Linked DNA regions of Homo sapiens: region 1 is linked to region 2. The links are chromatin loops, found by intact Hi-C in ENCODE. Cell type or tissue: GM12878. All regions are shown on one strand. Each heading gives the region's core, and the rest is flanking DNA. Links, peaks and the distances in the headings are about the cores only. Region 1 overlaps PPP2R5C (protein phosphatase 2 regulatory subunit B'gamma). Region 2 has its middle 3.2 kb from the start of DYNC1H1.

The links. Peaks named below come from ENCODE experiments on the same cell type or tissue, not always from the same donor. Only the 100,000 strongest peaks of a DNase experiment are listed, where the experiment ranks them.
Region 1: a loop joins it to region 2, with 3 times the contacts of the local background. A loop is called at or near these places in 53 of 110 quality-filtered maps.

The regions. Positions count from the first base shown.
Region 1 is chr14:101,768,856-101,774,231 of GRCh38, forward strand. All of the region lies in intron 2 of PPP2R5C (protein phosphatase 2 regulatory subunit B'gamma), which reads left to right. Among named protein-coding and RNA genes, the nearest start is that of PPP2R5C, 9.8 kb to the left of the region's middle. In GM12878, for the core only: a CTCF peak has its summit at 2,274; a DNase peak (open chromatin) is centred at 2,297.
Region 2 is chr14:101,958,719-101,964,094 of GRCh38, forward strand. No RefSeq gene overlaps it. Among named protein-coding and RNA genes, the nearest start is that of DYNC1H1, 3.2 kb to the right of the region's middle. RefSeq lists a silencer at 2,567-2,743 and an enhancer at 2,666-2,725. In GM12878, for the core only: CTCF peaks have their summits at 1,638 and 2,558 (motif pointing right); a DNase peak (open chromatin) is centred at 2,563.

The DNA of each region.
Region 1 (5,376 bases), core at 243-5,242, 190 kb before region 2:
GCTCTGTCACCCAGGCTGGAGTGCAGTGGCGCAATCTCCGCTCACTGCCAGCTCCGCCTCCCGGATTCACACCATTCTCCTGCCTCAGCCTCCCGAGTAGCTGGGACTACAGGCGCCCGCCACCACGCCCGGCTCATTTTTTGTATTTTTAGTAGAGACAGGGTTTCACTGTGTTAGCCAGGATGGTCTCGGTCTCCTGACCTCATGATCCACCTGCCTCGGCCTCCCAAAGTGCTGGGATTACAGGCGTGAGCCACTGTGCCCAGCCCCTTTCATCTTTTTAGCTCCAACTCAAGCTCATCTATCCAGAAACTTCAGCGAAGCTGTTTCTCACCATCTTGGACTGTGTGTCTTCCATATTTTAAATGCTTATAGCAATTACTTACTAGACCAGCGGCTGGCTGTATGCAGTTCTGTGTCATGTACACTGTGTTAGATGACCTTCGTTCCCCTGTGACTTGCCTTCCTAGCTAGATGCAGTCCTTGAAGGCATCAGTTGAGCTCGAGTCTTCTTTGATCTTGCCATATATATTAGGGCCTAGAGTCAAGAAGTATTGAGTTGGTGGGTTTTAAAAGTACTGAAAAGGAGACCTTGAAGTCAGTTAGGTTGCTGATTTTTCTGATACTGTAAATTAGCAACAACAATAAAAAACTTGTTTATTAAGAGGCTTATTTATCACTTTTTTGATCCAATAAGGGAACTCTAATGTAGAATTTTTATTCAGTGTAATTCATTTTAAATAAATAACAGTATACTAAAGCAGAAGATTATGGTACTTAGGTTTTTTTCTAATGTCTTGGGAAAATTTTAAAAAGTAGAGTATTTTGGTTTTTTTCTTAGTTTTCTTTTACATATTCAGTGGAAAAAAGTGTAGTCTCATAAGATCTTGGTTAAAAGGTCAGTGGTAAAAAGTATAGCCTCATAAGATCTTATTTTAATTAAAGCACTTCAAAATAAGATTTCCATTTAAATACAGTTATGCATCACTTAATGAGGGGGTACGTTCTGAGAGCTGTGTTGTTAGGCAATGTTGTTGTTTTGTAAACATGATGGCATGTGCTTAACACAAACCTAGGTGGTAGTCTGCTACACACCTAGGGCATATGGAATAGCCTGTCACTCCAGGCTACACACCTGTACAGCATGTCATTTAACTGAACCCTGTAGGCACCTGTAACACAATGGCAAGAATTTGTATATCTAAACATAGAAAAGATACCATAAAAATATGGTGTTACAATCTAAGGCACCACCATCATTTGTGCAGTCTGTTGTTATCTGAAATGTCATTATGTGGCAGTGACTGTAAAGGTTTCTCTGTGATCTTTTATGCTTTGTGTTTCTTAATTTATTTTGGGAATGTTTCTCAGTAGAGCATAGCTACATATATATTTAATATGTTTTATAAGATAGGGTTTGTTTTGAGCATGTCTTGTTCTGTGCGAGCACTGTGTTGAGGATTGAGGAGATAAAGACCTGTTAGGAACTGAAGTAGTGGCTGTTTCCATCATTTTTGAAGTGTAGCACCTGTTGCTTCTGGACATCCAGTGTACTTGGGAGTAACTTGGCCCCCACTCAGTTAGATCTTATTGTCCTTGAGTGGATGGGACAAGATGGAACCCATTTCATGTAAAGAGCCACCTGGAGCTTTGGGTGAGAAAATCAGATGCTTTAAAGCGTCTAGGGAGACACGGGCTTACCATAAAATTATGGAGTTCCAGAAAGCACATTGGACCCTAGGGTGTGTATCATGGTTAAAGCCAATAGATAAGATCAGCATTCCTCTCCCTCTTCAGTAAAAGCTTCGCTACGGTATATGCAATTCTAGAAAGAGCTCATCAAGCAAATGATATGAAATCTAAAATTTTCCAGTTCAAGAAAGAAGCTCAAAGTTCCTACATTAAAGCAACAGCAGGGTGAATGGCAACTTATAGCCCTGCCATGTGATGGTGGAAAGGTTTCCACCTGCATCCTTAGCGGAGCTGAGTGAGTCAGTCTGCCACCAACATGAAATGCGGTGATGTTTTCCTAAATCACAGGGAAGATTCATCTGGAATATTTCAATTCGAAGATGGGTCTCCAGTGTTTCCTTAAACACTGGGTACCTGCCAAAGGGCAGGGCACAGCGGTGTCTGGTTTAGCACAGTGTCCTCTCTAATCACCTCACACGTTCCTATCAGTATGTTGTTTTAAGCAGAGACTCTCCAGTGCTCCTGCAGTGAAGGAAGTGCTGCTTCCCAAATCCAAACAGCGTTGTCATCTTCATGTTCTCCACCTGGGGGAGTGAGAGAACAAGCCTAGAAATTAAGCTCTCCAGAAGGGGAAAAAAATGCTTTATTAAGGGCATTTGGCTTTTTCTTCATCTCGTGTGTGTGTGTGTGTGTGTGTGTGTGTGTGTGTGTGTGTGTATTTTTTTGAGACAGAGTCTCACCCTGTCGCCCAGGCTGGAGTGCAGTGGTGCGATCTTGGCTCACCACAACCTCCGCCTCCTGGGTTCAAGCTATTCTCCTGCCTCAGCCTCCCAAGTAGCTGGGATTACAGGTGTGTGCCACCACACTATCTTGTATATATTTCCTTAATATAAGATTGAGCAGCTGGGCACGGTGGCTCATGCCTGTAATCCCAGCACTTTGGGAGGCCCAGGCGGGTGGATCATGAGGTCAGGAGTCAAGACCAGCCTGGCCAAGATGGTGAAACCCTATCTCTACTAAAACTACAAAAATTAGCTGGGCTTGGTGGCAGGCATCTGTAATCCCAGCTACTCGGGAGGCTGAGGCATAAGAATTGCTTGAAAACCTGGGCGGCAGAGGTTGCAGTGAGCTGAGATCACACCACTGCACTCCAGCCTGGGTGACAGAGTGAGACTCCATCTCAACAACAACACAAAAATGGCCCCCAAGAGATTAATTTCAGATACCCTGCAGCCTGCAGGTGTTAGCTCTGACCAAGGGCTGGCATGGCCCGGTGGTAATATCAAATTACTAAGGGGCTCTGAAGGGGTTAGACCTGCCCTGGCCAAGATGTTTGTTGTTTGCTGCATATGGCTATTTTAAATTTAAATTTAAATTAATGAAAATTAAAATTATGTAAATAATTCAGTCCCTCAGTTGCACGGGCCACATTTCAAGTGCTCAGTAGCCACATGTGGCCAGCAGCTACTCTGTTGACCAGCAGATGTGGAACATTTGCAGCTTCACAGAAAGTTCTGCTGGACAGAGCTACTTCAGACCCTACCAGTATTTTCCAAAATAATTCTTATGGGAGTGTATTTAATTTAATTGAACTTATTTTGTTACCTATCAATCTTCTTAATATGAAATATCAAATTTAAGGTTAAATTTAAAGGAAGAGAAGACTTATATTGGCAAAAGAGAAGGAAGTAGATAAAATTAAGGAAAGAGGAGGGCAAGAAGAAGAGGGAATGCATGGTGAGACGAGAGGGAGGCCCTGTCTACTGCTTGGTCTGTGGTTGGCCTACACCTGATACCCACACGAGAAAGACTCCATTGCCCATAGGAGCGGGACTTGGACAGACCCAAGAGCAGTCACGACCTTTTGTCCTCCTAGTCTTTCTTTATAGACATTTTCTCTTATTTATTTATTTATTTTGGGTTCAAAACACAAAATTTATTTTGGGTTAAAAAATAAAGTAATGCGGCTGGGTGCAGTGGCTCACGCCTGTAATCCTGGCACTTTGGGAGGCCGAGTCGGGTGGATCACCTAAGATCAGGAGTTCGAGACCAGCCTGGCCAAAATGGTGAAACCGCATCTCTATTAAAAATTTTTTTTAAAAGCCGAGTGTGGTGGCATGCACCTGCAGTCCCAGCTATTCAGGAGGCTGAGGCAGGAGAATCCCTGAAACCCAGGAGGCAGAGGTTGCAGTGAGCCAAGATTGCGCCACTGCACTCCAGCCTGGGTGACAGAATGCAACTCCGCCTCAAAAAATAAATAAGTAAAAAATAAAGTAATACGGAAATCAAGGTTCTCCCTTCACCTTCCTCCCATTCTCAGACCTGCTTCACAGAGCACAGCCACTTTGTCCTGCTGATTATGAATGGGGCCACTGTCCAGAACACGGAAGCTGTGCAATGTGGCAGAGGCTGGGCTCTGGAGTCAGGTCCCCCTTCTGTCCCCTGGAGGGATCATACCCTCTCTCGGTATCATGTTCCTGTTTATCTTGGCCGATTTCTCTGACATTGCGGCTTCCCTCCAGGGGATTCCTTCATTCTCAGTCATCCAGCAGGTTCATTCTGAGACCTGGCATGTGCTGAGCACCATTGCGGGTGCAGAGTTCCTGCACTCGTGGAGTTTGCCTCCAGTGAGGGCACAGAAGTGGAGTGTGGAGCTGCAGGTGTTTTCTGCGGGGCACTAGTGACATTGGGCGTGAGAGCGTCTCACCTTTGCAGAGCAATGGCCCTGGGGATCTCAATACCATGATGACAACCAAAACCACTCACATAGCTCCACACACCACTGGTGGACAGGACCCTCTGGCAGCCCCTCTGCTGGAGATTGGGAGGCTGCTTCAGGTGGTCAAGGATGGTCTCACCAAGCAGATGACATGAAAAGTGAAATGTGAATGTCAAGAAGGAGGCCACAGTGCAAAGATCTAGGGCAAGATATTCATTCAGCCAGAGGCAGCAGCTAGTGCAAAGGCCCCATGGAGGAAGTGAGTTTGCCGTGTCCACTGCCAGGTGTTCAGTTGACTAAGGAAAAGTGAGGGTAGGCAGAGCAGGAGGGATGGAGGTAGGGAGCCGAGCACAGACAAGGTAGGGTAAGATCTTATAAACAGCCTGCCTAGACAGGGTTTTGGGATTTTGGCAGGGAGGGGGAGTTGTTTTGGGGTTTTGTTTTTAGAGACAGGGTCTCACTCTGTTGCCCAGGCTGGAGTGCAGTGGTGCAGTCCTAGCTCACTGCAGCCTTGAACTACTGGGCTCAAGCAATCCTCCCTCCTCAGCCTCCCAAGTGGCTGAGATACAGGTGCACACCACCATGCTCAGCTGATATTTGGATTTTTTTGTAGAGAAGGGGTCTCACTGTGTCAGCCAGGCTAGTCTGAAACTCCTGGCCTCAAGCGATCCTCCTACCTCGGCCTTCCGAAGTGCTGGGATTACAGACATGAACCACTGAGTCTGGTTGGGCTTTGAGTTTTTATTCTGAGGGTCATGGGAAGCCACTGGGGTGTTTTGAGTAGGGAAGTAAGAGGATCTTCCTAGCTGCTATGTGGGAACGAGGGGCAAGAGCTGAACAAGGAGACCAACTGGAAGACTTTGCTTCTCAGATGAAGGGTTTCTTTGTTCACACAGGCAAAGATGAGGCACTGGCACAGCTGGCTGTGGGTGGGCTTGTCATCTGACCACTTGCTTTAGAGGCCT
Region 2 (5,376 bases), core at 77-5,076:
CATAGAGGAAACAGTTGCAGGAGAGAACATGGATGCTGCCACCAACGAGGGGCTCCAGCAGTGCAGCTAGAGGGGTTGAGTGAGGGCAGCCTGTCCACAGAAATAAGGAAACAGTTGAGATGAGAAGGATGATGATATCCTAGGGGGTGTGATACCAGCAAAAAAATCTCACATGAAAGGAACTCTGGGAGATATTTTGAAACTCTGGAAGTGCAAAGGATAAAATGTTGGAAGCTACTCCAACTAGAAAGCAGCGTGGCAACTCACCAGGGCCTGGAAGAAGATGCTCAGCCCAGGCCGGGCGTGGTGGCTCTTGCCTGTAATCCCAGCACTTTAGGAGGCCAAGGCAGGCAGATCACTTGAGGTCAGGAGTTCGAGACCAGCTTGGCCAACACGGCAAAACCCCGTCTCTACTAAAAATACAAAAAAAAAAAAAAATTAGCCAGGCATGGTGGCATGCATCTGTAATCCCAGCTACTCAGGGGGCTGAGGCAGGAGAATCGCTTGAACCTGGGAGGCGGAGGTTGCAGTGAGCCGAGATTGTGCCACTGCACTCCAGCCTGGGTGACAGAGTGAGGCCCTGTCTCAAAAAAAAAAAAAAAAAAATTCTCAGCGTTTCTAATGTTTTAAGTTAGAATGTACTAAATGAATATTTATTTTAGTATTTTTTTAAAAAATAGAGACAGGGTCTCTGTCACCCAGACTGGAGTGCAGTGGTGCAATCATAACTCACTGCAACCTCAAACTCCTAGTCTGAAGCAATCCTCCTGCCTCAGCCTCCCAAAGTGCTGGGGCTACTGGCATGAGCCACCATGCTCAGCCAATAAAGATAAGAACACTTGAACACTGTCAACCAACATGGCCTAATTGACATTTCTTAGAACATTCCACCCAACAACAGCAGAACACCGCCTTCTAAGGTTGGGATTCAAGGCATGGCTGTATTGAAAATCCAAGGAAGGCTTGGGTGGGGATAGTGGCTCATGCCTGTAATCCCAGAACTCTGGGAGGCTGAGGCAGGAGGCTCCTTGAGCCCAGGAATTTGAGACCAGACTGAGAAACTTGGCAAAACCTCATCTCTACAAAAAATAACAAGCAAACAAAAATTACCTAGGTGTGGTGGCATGTGCCTGTAGTCCCAGCTACTCAGGAGGCTGAGGTGGGAGGATTATTTGAGGCTGGGAGGGAGGTCGAGGCTGCAGTGAGCCACGATTGTGCCACTGCACTCCAGCTAGGTTGACAGAGTGAGATCCTGTCTCAAAAAAAAAAAAAGAAAAGGGCCGGGTGCGGTGGCTCACACCTGTTATCCCAGCACTTTGGGAGACTGAGGCGGGCGGATCACCTGAGGTCGGGAGCTCGAGACCAGCCTGACCAACATGGAGAAACCCCGTTTCTACTAAAAATACAAAATTAGCCACGTGTGGTGGCACATGCCTATAATTCCAGCTACTTGGGAGGCTGAGGCAGGAGAATCGCTTGAACTCGGGAGGCAGAGGTTGCGATGAGCGGAGATCGAGCCATTGCACTCCAGCCTGGGCAACAAGAGCGAAACTCCATCTCAAAAAAAAAAAAAAGAAAGAAAAGAAAGAAAGAAAAAAGAAAATCCAAGGCTAGAGGGCGCTGGAGAGGGCGTGCTGATAGAACACAAACCAGCCTGAGGGCCAAGCCTTGGGCCCCTCCAACCTTCAGAGGTCGCGAAGAGCAGGATCCAGCAGAGGAGACTGAGAAGGAACCTTGGTGACGAGGAGGATCTGGAGAGTGCGGCCACCAAAAGCCAGGTGAAGGTGGTGTTCAGAGAAGGAGGGAGTGCCGGCTGCATCAGTGTGTCCACGGGTCAAGCAAGATGAGGACTGAGAACTAGTCACTGGATTTGGCCACGCGGAAGTCACTGGTGACCTTGCCAAGAGTGCCTGCCCATGAATGTGGGGATGGGGTGGGAAAGGCAGTGCCCACATATGCTTATTCTCAAGGAGTTTTGCTGGAAAGGGCAGCAAAGCAGTGGAGAGGTGCTGGCAGTGGGCTACGGTAGGGCTTCCTTCTTTTCCTTTAAAGAAGGGATAGAATAGCTCAGACATCGGTGGAAAAAATCTAGGAGAGAGAGAGAACATCTGGGAGCGAGGGGAGAATTTCAGAGGTGATAACCCTGAGAGGAGATGGAGGCAGCACACCCAGGGAGTAGTGGTCCTGGCTGGGGACACCGACAGCCTTTGGTAAGAGAAGGGGCCACACACTACCAGAGGGAAGGGCCAGGGCGGTGTCAGAGGTTTTGAGGGTCTGCAGGCAGCCTGGGTTAATCCAGGGGTCAGGAGAGCCAGGTGGGAATTGTCTGCCCAGGTAGAGACAAGATTCACTAACATCTTCCCCATGGGCAGTGGGGTGCATGCTGGCATTTTCATTGTCATTACTTGTTCTGTGACCCTGGACAAGCAAGCCAGGTGACCTTGGGCAGGTGAGCCTGCTGTCACCAGGATGGATGGGCAGCAGGCTGGGGAGGTGGGTCCCCTACAAGCAGAAGAAAATTCCATGCGACACATCCTTTGCTGCCACTAGACGGCGCCAAGAGACCGTTCCGTTCTCACCACGCGCTTCAAACTCCAACCTGCTGGGGTCGAAGCCTCCAGGAACCAGATCTGGTTCAAGCCTCACCCTGAGGCTCATTTGACAAGGAATCAAGACAGAAAGGGGGTGGATCCTGGAATGAGCTTCCTCAGAAAGCGTCCTGCAGCCCTGCGAACCTGTGAAGTCCCAGCCTTGCCCTCCAGCAGCACCCTGACAGCCCCAGAGATGTGGCCAGGAAGGTCTTGATCCACAGTGCACCCCGTGTCCCCACGGCCACCGCCAGCGCCCCTTCCTCGGGGTAAGGCATTAGTTTCACACCCACCAACCAAGTGCACGCTTTGGTCCAGGCCCCGCTGGTGCTGAGAATCCCGAGAAGCTTAGACCTCCCTGCTCTCACAAGTGGGGATGAATGAATGAACGAATGAGCCCAAGATGGAAATTCTTTTTCTTTAAATTTATTATTATTATTATTATTATTATTATTATTATTATTTAGAGACGGGGTCTCACTCTCTTGCACAGGCTGGAGTGCAGTAGTGAGATCACAGCTCACTGCAGCCTCGACCTCCACCTCAACCTTTTGAGTAGCTGGGAACAAGGGTGTGCACCACCACACCTGGCCAAATGTGGAATTTCCAGGGAGTGGAGGGGAGATCCTGGGCACAGAGCCTGAAAGGGCTGGGGCAGCAGGGGTTCCTCTGAGGGGGTTGGTCCTGCCCGAAGGTTGTGAGAGGGAGAGGAAGGATGGTATGAAACTGGGCACCCGACTTGAGACTTGGACTTAAGGAGACATTGTTAAGAGAAGGGTGGGAATGAATGGGATCTCATCATGGATTTCCAATAGGATACAAGCGCCCTACCAGCCACTATCATCCCACATCAACCTAGAACGAATTCTCTCTCCAGCTTGCCCTGCCCCCTGCCCTGCCCAGAGTCTGTCCAAGCAGACTCTACCACAGACAGGAGAAAGCTGAGGCAGCAGAACAAGAGACGGGAGAGGCCAGGTTTGGGTGAGGGGCCCTACCCCCACCAGGGTCAGCTTGGGGTGTGCTGGAGCCAGAGTCCTGTGCCAGGAGGCAGAAGGGGCACCTTGAAAGAAGCTCCCCACACCCTTCAACCCTGGCACAGCCCAGCCAGCCACCCAGGTAATGCACTTAAAGTGCTCAGCACCCAGTCAGCGTTGACCACTCTTCTCGTTATATATTAAATACAACAAACATCTTTCAAGAACAAAAAGCAAGCATGTTTGGTCCATTCATGAATCCTTGTACACTGATTGTTCGGGTTCTTTCAGTTCCCATCCACTTAGAAATAACAAACATGTTTCATTTTGAGCCTATCCTACAGGGCCGCAAATCCGGAGCCTGCAGTTTGTTCTCTTGGCCTGGGGCCAGGTTGCAGATGTTTGAGTCCCTTGGATCCCTGAGTGGCTGCGTCTCCCAGTCTGGTGCTGACTCATGGTGCAGCCAGCATGCAGCCTGCCCATCGGCCAGGTCCCTGCAGGTTTCTGAGTCTCAGATGGTGGATGGCCTATTCAGAGTTCACAGATCTGCACCTAATAGACTTTCCTCTTTGTCCCTCTTTCTACCCCTAAAGTACATGTGAGGGGAAACCCTCTGCATGGTGCCTAGCACGCAGTGAACACTCAGCGTTCGCTGTCAGTGGTGTGTTATTATTATTCATTACCATTAGGATCCTTGCACAAACTCATCGCAGTTGCCTATTTATTTTTTCCAGGAAGATTACTCGGAACTGCTTAGGCACATCACACCAGGGCGGACTGATGGAGAGCAGGAAGATGGGGTATTCATCTGTCCCCTCTTCCACATGCTCCTTAAAGACAAGAATCATCTGATTAGTCTCCGTGTTCCAGCAACCCCCTGGGACCCAGCAACCGGTAATTAGGCAAGGAATAAGCTTATTGTATGTTTCACAGTTTTTCAAAGATGATTTGGGAGAATCAAATCATACCATCATCATTCCACCAATCAGGACTCGGCACTCTGACAGTGCACTTTGATGTTTAAAAAAAACAAAAAAACCAAAAAAAAAAAAAACGCCATTGGCTTCCCTCTCTCCACCCAACTTAAGAAAGAAGTTATGAATGTGAACTTTCAAAGGCCAATTACTACCCCTTAGAAGAACCTACCATCTCTAAACTACAAAGATGGGCAGCCTGGATTCTATTATTTTTATTATTTTACAAAATTCTTAATTTTTAAATACACATAGATATAGGGTCTCGCTAGGTTGACCAGGCTGGTCTTGGAACTTCTGGCCTCAAGCAATCCTCCCATCTCAGCCTCTCAAAATGCTAGGATTACAGGTGTGAGCCACCGCACCCAGCTGGGCAGCCTGGATTCTGGCTCTTATGTAGTCATGGTGTAGGGGAGGAGGTCGTGGTGGGTCCGAACTAGGGGGAAACTTGGTGGGCAGGCAACCCAGCCCCTGCCTTGTACGGACCCAGATACTGAGGCCCACAGAATGACAGTGCCAGCTCTAGGGGGCTGGAGGAGAGCCATTGCTGGAGGTAGCTGTTCTCAGTAGGTCTCCCTCTTGGTCCTCACAGCGTCCTCGGGGACAATGATTTTTGTCATTAGGAACCAGATCCCATCACAGCTTGGCTTTACGTACAGTGAAGGTGTCATTCCTGGCTTAACCTTACACTGCCCCGAAGGCCCCCTCCCCAGCTGTCCGTTTCCAGCCTGGCAATGGGACTCTCTGAGCACGCCCCTCATCTCCTCCCCCTCTGAAAAGTATCCTCAATCTCCCGGTCTATATCTAATAACACATCTGTCGTGCCTATATTTTGGTACC